Linked DNA regions of Homo sapiens: region 1 is linked to region 2. Evidence: chromatin loops called from intact Hi-C (ENCODE). Cell type or tissue: lower leg skin. All regions are shown on one strand. Each heading gives the region's core, and the rest is flanking DNA. Links, peaks and the distances in the headings are about the cores only. Region 1 has its middle 22 kb from the start of MED10. Region 2 overlaps UBE2QL1 (ubiquitin conjugating enzyme E2 QL1).

Region 1 (2,818 bases), core at 129-2,628, 57 kb after region 2:
CTACCCAGACAAACTATCAATAAAACATGGAGGCAGGAATAAAAACTTTTCAGGTGTGTATGCATTCAAATATTTTATGTATCAATATCCTTTCACAGACAGATACTTACTTAACTTTGTGTGCAAGCAAAGCAAGAAACAGGAAGACAGGGATTCCATATGCCAGGTCCCACCCAGCAGGAAGGCGTCTCCCAGGGTGAGGTGGTGTCACCTGGACAGCAGCCAGAGCTGGGCATGGCACCTGGGGAACTCCTAGAAGGGTTTTTTGGGGGAAGAAGGACTTGGTTGAATAGAACAGACACTGGAGAGGTGGAAGAAAATAATAAAAGGATGTGAAGAAGGCAAATTTTTAAAAAGTAAAAGGGATTAGAAACTTCAGGAAAAATAACAAGCAGTACAGTAAAAGAAACGTAATCCAAGCACACTATTTGGTTGTAGGTAAGTATATTCTCATAGTCTTAGCAAGGTAAGCCCTGTTGGTTGGTTTATAGCAACCTCTTAGATAAAGCACTGAAGAGTCATTGAGTAGGGGCTAGTATCTTACACATTTGAGGGTCATAGTATGTGCGTTATACTTGATGGAACAATAAATGAATGTGTATTCCTTCATATTACAAAGGAACCAACAGGAAAACAAAAAATAGTGATGTACTTGATTGGGTATAGTGGTAGAATATAATTAAGTTGAACTCTCAATATCTCAGAGCATGCCATCAATAGCCAATGCTTAAATCGACAAGTTAAGTAATGCCCACAGGAGCACATTACTTAGAGAGATGGCAGAGACCACCAGAAGAGGTCACAGTGGGGACAGTTCACAGGGCTCCTCAGAGAAGGGGGACCGGGAAGCTTGGGGTGGAGGATGCTTGTTCTTATAAGTCCTCCTGCACTACTGGAGGCTTTTATTCTTGTACTGTGTTATCAGGGAAATTTATAAAACTGTACACAACAACTGAAAAACAAACAAACAATAGGTCTTTTGCCTGGATGGCCTGGGCTGGACAAGGGGTGGATGTGGGGTCTGCCTGGACAAGTGCTGTGGTGCTGGTCCTGGCTCTGGGCTCTGAATTCCATGCCCTTGATGCTCCTGACACTCCCCACTTTCCTGGCTGCTACCCCAAGGATGCAAGTTGCCCTCAATGCCCCAGATGTCAGGATCCGGTCCCATTGGAGTTTCTCCCAGGGACACACACAGGCCCTTCGTCCTGCTTTGATTCCTAGATGTCCCCGGGGACCTACAAGTCAGGTTCATTCACCTTCACTGAAGAATAAAGAAAAAATTTCAATAATAAAGTCAAAGATGATTCCTCCCACAAGTGCTGTGGCTGTCTCCATTCTGAAAGTCCCCATCTACCCACCACCCCCCTACACACACATATTCACAGATACAGGCACATGGTAACATACATGCATACACATGCAGATTCACACACATGCACATAGTCACACACACACTCTCTCACGTACACATTCATGCACACACACACTCAGAAACACACACATATGCTGGGGAAGAAGCACGTCAGGCTTCTGCAGGCTCCCACAGGACACAACCTGAGGGGACTCTTCTGAGTCGTGTCTGACTCACCCGACGGAGTAAGCCGTGGACTGCGGTAATTAATCAGCTGTGAGTTTTCCAACCTAGCATTTCGGGAAAGGTTCTGGCAAGTCCATGTGTGGAGAAACCACTGGCTGTCATCCCGTTTCCACCCCGAGGCATCCTGTGAAGAGGAACCCATCACAGAGAGAAGAGAATAGAAGAATGAGGCCAATGCACCAAGTAATAACAAAAGGAAAAATGGATGTCTAAAATTAATGATGGTAACACATGTAACAATGCCTGCCATAGAATGGTTCTTTAATACCTGTTAGCTAAAAAGAAAAAAAAAGATTCCAGTCCCCAATTTAGCATCTATAAATAGTGCCAAGTTTTGGGAAATGTTAATTCTCTCTCTTAAGAAATGAGAATTAATATAATTTTTGCAAAATATGGAATTCTAAAAGCCAGTAATTCTTACAGAAGCTGGGATAAAATATGTACCTTAGAACAGACGATTGATCAGAAGACTTTCTGTGTTAAGTGTAAAAGTCCTTTGAGAATTTCGTGGCCAAGCAATTCTTGGGTCAAGGTACAGTCACGATAGTCACACAAGTGTTATTTACACCTTTACTCAGAAACAAAGCTGGATTATTTCTGTGATGAGCATGCTTGTGAAATGTGTTACCCTGGGATCCACAGCCTGGAGATCAGCATGAGAAGAGGGAAGATTAAGAAAACACAGCTCTGGGATGAGGACGACGTTATTGTGAATATATATATATATATATATCTGTGTTTGTGTGTATATGTGTGTATATGCACACACACATATACATGTATATATATACACACACACACACACATATATATATACAATTCAGCAAAGCAGATACCAAGCATAGGCCCATGACCCTATTTTTTGTGATGGTTTCTGAGAAATGGATAAAAAGTATACCCAGGAAAAAGAAAAACTGATAAGCCGTGAAAAAACAAGACTTTCAAAAAAATTGTTTGTATTCGTTAACTTTTGCTGTGACCACAAACAGCCTGAACATGTCAATGGCTTGCAGCAAGATCTCTTCTGTCTTGCTTTTGAGACATGAAGTGGAGACAGGGACGGGGCCGGCGGTGGCTCAACTGGACCTGCTCAGTTGGGCTCGGGTTGGCGTAACTCATGTCTTCTCACCCAGAACCCAGGCTGGAGGGACAGCCACCTTCTGGGATGTACTGATTCTGTGGTGAGACAAGTGAGAGAGCCTGGACCAGGCCACAGGGTCA
Region 2 (2,818 bases), core at 82-2,581:
TGGAGGGGTGGGGTCACAGCCACCAGTCTCTGCAGCTCTCCTGCATTAGTTTTAGGCATTGTTCACATTGGATGAAGGCACTTCCCCTGGAGGATCCTAACCCGCTACTGTGGACAAGGCCCCTGGCTTTGCTGTGCTCTTCTCTCCCACCCAACCTGGAGGAGGAAGGCTCCCACCCGAGAGGTGCTGTCAGACGCAGGCACATGTGCGCTGCAGGAGAGGGCTCTGATAAAGAACAGCCTCCTTGCACAAAGCCAGGTTAAATACATTATGATTCATTTAGTATTTTGATGACTCTTAAAAAGTTACATTTTAAAGGCTTCTAATACTCAACTAGTTACAGTTAATTTAAGCTTGTAACTCACTCAATTCTGGTGAAGTTTCCACTATGGTATTTTTATTTTTCCTTGGCTGAGAAGCAGAGTTGAGTAGCATATGTCACTAATCATGAGGGACTCCAGCACAAATTAATCCTAGCAGCAATTGATCTTTACTTGGTATAGTTATATCCAATTCCTGACAGACATCTTACGGGAAGCAATATGGGCACCCAATCTGACACTAAGTAATCACCCTAATACATACATATTGATCCGTAAGGCAAAAATAATTGGTTTAATAATTTTGTGCACAAAATGTCCAAATTCATAAAATATTAATCACAGCTTTTTATTAGAACCAAAATGTAATAAGTTCTGTAACTCCATATTCTGATATTTGCAAATGTCTGATCTTCAAGATCAAAAAATGAGAATTACCCTTCAAATATTTTTCTGGAAATTTTCCCTTCAATTTCCAAGTGAGCTGAGGACAATTCAACTTTACGTGTAACTGATCCTTTACCAGACAGTATTTCCTTAGCTCCTTCATCAAAGAACTCAGTCAAACACCTCGAGAATGCCTGCCAAATACTGTGATGAAGAATTAGTATTTATTTTAGAGAAATTATTTTAAGGTAGACATTCCTTCAATCTGAGTGATTTTACCAATGTAACAATTATGTTCAAAAAGCACTTCTTTCTTGAGTTATTTTCAGAATCTCTAAAATGCCTTTCCCTTTCATATACAAAATAAATAAAGCTGTAATAATTATCTTTCTCCTACGGTTTGAAGCAATTAACACATTCATCGATTTTGCTCAATCAATACAAGGAGCTTATGATGAATCTGGGCCAATATATTTGTCCAACGTTGCTGATAATTCCGTACCATGTGTCAGACTTGATGGATGCACCATCCGTCCTCTCGTGGATTGATTCTGAGTATTGTAGGAAAACCATGCACCATGGAACTGCAGAGGCATTCCTAACATCCATATGTGCCATGAGGAACAATAATGCTACACGTGGTACTTGCCAACTAGACACCTCCTCAGGACCAGGTGGCTCTGGCACTGGACTGGTTGCCTGGTGGCAGCTCAGCTCTGTGCATGATTCAACCTCAGCAAGCCTCAGTTTCTTCCTCTGTAAAATGGGAATAACAACAGCACCTACCTCTTAGGCTGCTACAAGGATTTAATCAAATCATTCACATTAAGCATTCTGCACAGCAGCTGACCCACAGTAAGCACTTACGTTGCATCGCAAGAAGGGGCAAAATGAAGAGGATGGGGAGTCTGCTCAGGGAAACAGATCTTGTGGCAAACATCTATTTGGCACAAACAAAGTGTTGGACATTTAGCAAAGAGAAGGGGCAATACAGTTGTAATTATGTAAACTGGCAGGATAAGCACAGAAATGAACTTTTTCTAAACAATGCCGAGCTTCCTCCTCTGCAGTTCAGAGGAGGAAGTCATCGCTTTTATTGAAGGAGTGGTTGAGGAGCTGTTTGCAGAGAAGTTGGGGCATCTGGGCAGGGTTTTTAAGGATGGCCAGGGACTCACCTGGTGAAGATGGGCAAGAGGGGCTTCCAGGCAGAAGGGGCTGGTGGAAGAGGAGCCTCAGTGGGGGCTGTGGCGGATGCAGGAATGCCATCATGGCTGTACAGTGCTGGGAAACTTGAGCTCTATTTCATAAGGTTCATAACCAGATGTGATAAAGCTAGGTCTGCATTTTAGAGGAGCCATGCAGGTGGCATCAGGGAGGATGGACAGGGACAGAGAGACTGGATGGGGGCACTGCAGGAATCCAAGCAGAGGACAGGCACCCACGAGGCAGGAGCACAGGGCTGGAGAGGAAGAGAGCGGGAGAGGAGAGCCTAGCACTGAAGAATAGGAATAGAAGAGGCTCGGTGAGTGTGGCTCCCTGACCATGCCCAGCCCTGCTGGCCAGGTAAGGGGCAAGGTCGGGCAGCTTCTTCTGGCTTCTGCAGACACACCTGCCCTCATCTCACAATCCTCTGCCACCTGATTGGTCCCAAATCTGCTCTCCCAGTCCGGTGTCCTTGGTCCTCCCACTCAGCTGGTTTCCTCCCAGCCTTGTGGGATTAGCAGGCCAGGGAGAGGACCAGGGGAGGGTCGCAGACGTTACGCAGAATGGGGAAGGGTCGTCATGGGAATGCCAAGGGCAACGTCACTACAGTGCTCAGTGAATGAATGAATGATGTGTGTAACAATGAGAAAATAACTGAACAATTAAACCTTAGCTTAGCTTGCCGACTTACTGAGTAGGAAAGTGTAGACATTACTGGAAACATTTCTGCCATTACTACAACTTCTTGGTCAGTGTGGGGGCATGCCTGGCCTTTCCATTTATCAGCAATGAAACCGTATTCCAAAAAACACTGAGTGACTAATGCCCCATGTTAATGTCGAGTCTCAATCACCCTTAAGTAGAGTGTTTCCTCTAAGAACATCACTTGGAATTTCTGAAGACCCTGC

What was found. A loop is a pair of places that touch in the nucleus more often than their neighbours do. Peaks named below come from ENCODE experiments on the same cell type or tissue, not always from the same donor. Only the 100,000 strongest peaks of a DNase experiment are listed, where the experiment ranks them.
Region 1: it touches region 2 in a loop (30-fold over the local background); 1 of 110 quality-filtered maps calls a loop at or near these places.

The regions. Positions count from the first base shown.
Region 1 is chr5:6,398,959-6,401,776 of GRCh38, reverse strand. No RefSeq gene overlaps it. Among named protein-coding and RNA genes, the nearest start is that of MED10, 22 kb to the right of the region's middle. In lower leg skin, for the core only: no CTCF peak of the experiment used is centred there; a DNase peak (open chromatin) is centred at 1,636.
Region 2 is chr5:6,456,322-6,459,139 of GRCh38, reverse strand. The region is part of intron 1 of UBE2QL1 (ubiquitin conjugating enzyme E2 QL1); the gene reads right to left. It overlaps LOC105374639 (a long non-coding RNA gene), which reads right to left. Exons shown (of 2, transcript XR_007058679.1): 1 at 1,575-2,818; 2 at 1-1,463. Among named protein-coding and RNA genes, the nearest start is that of UBE2QL1, 8.9 kb to the right of the region's middle. In lower leg skin, for the core only: no CTCF peak of the experiment used is centred there; no DNase peak of the experiment used is centred there.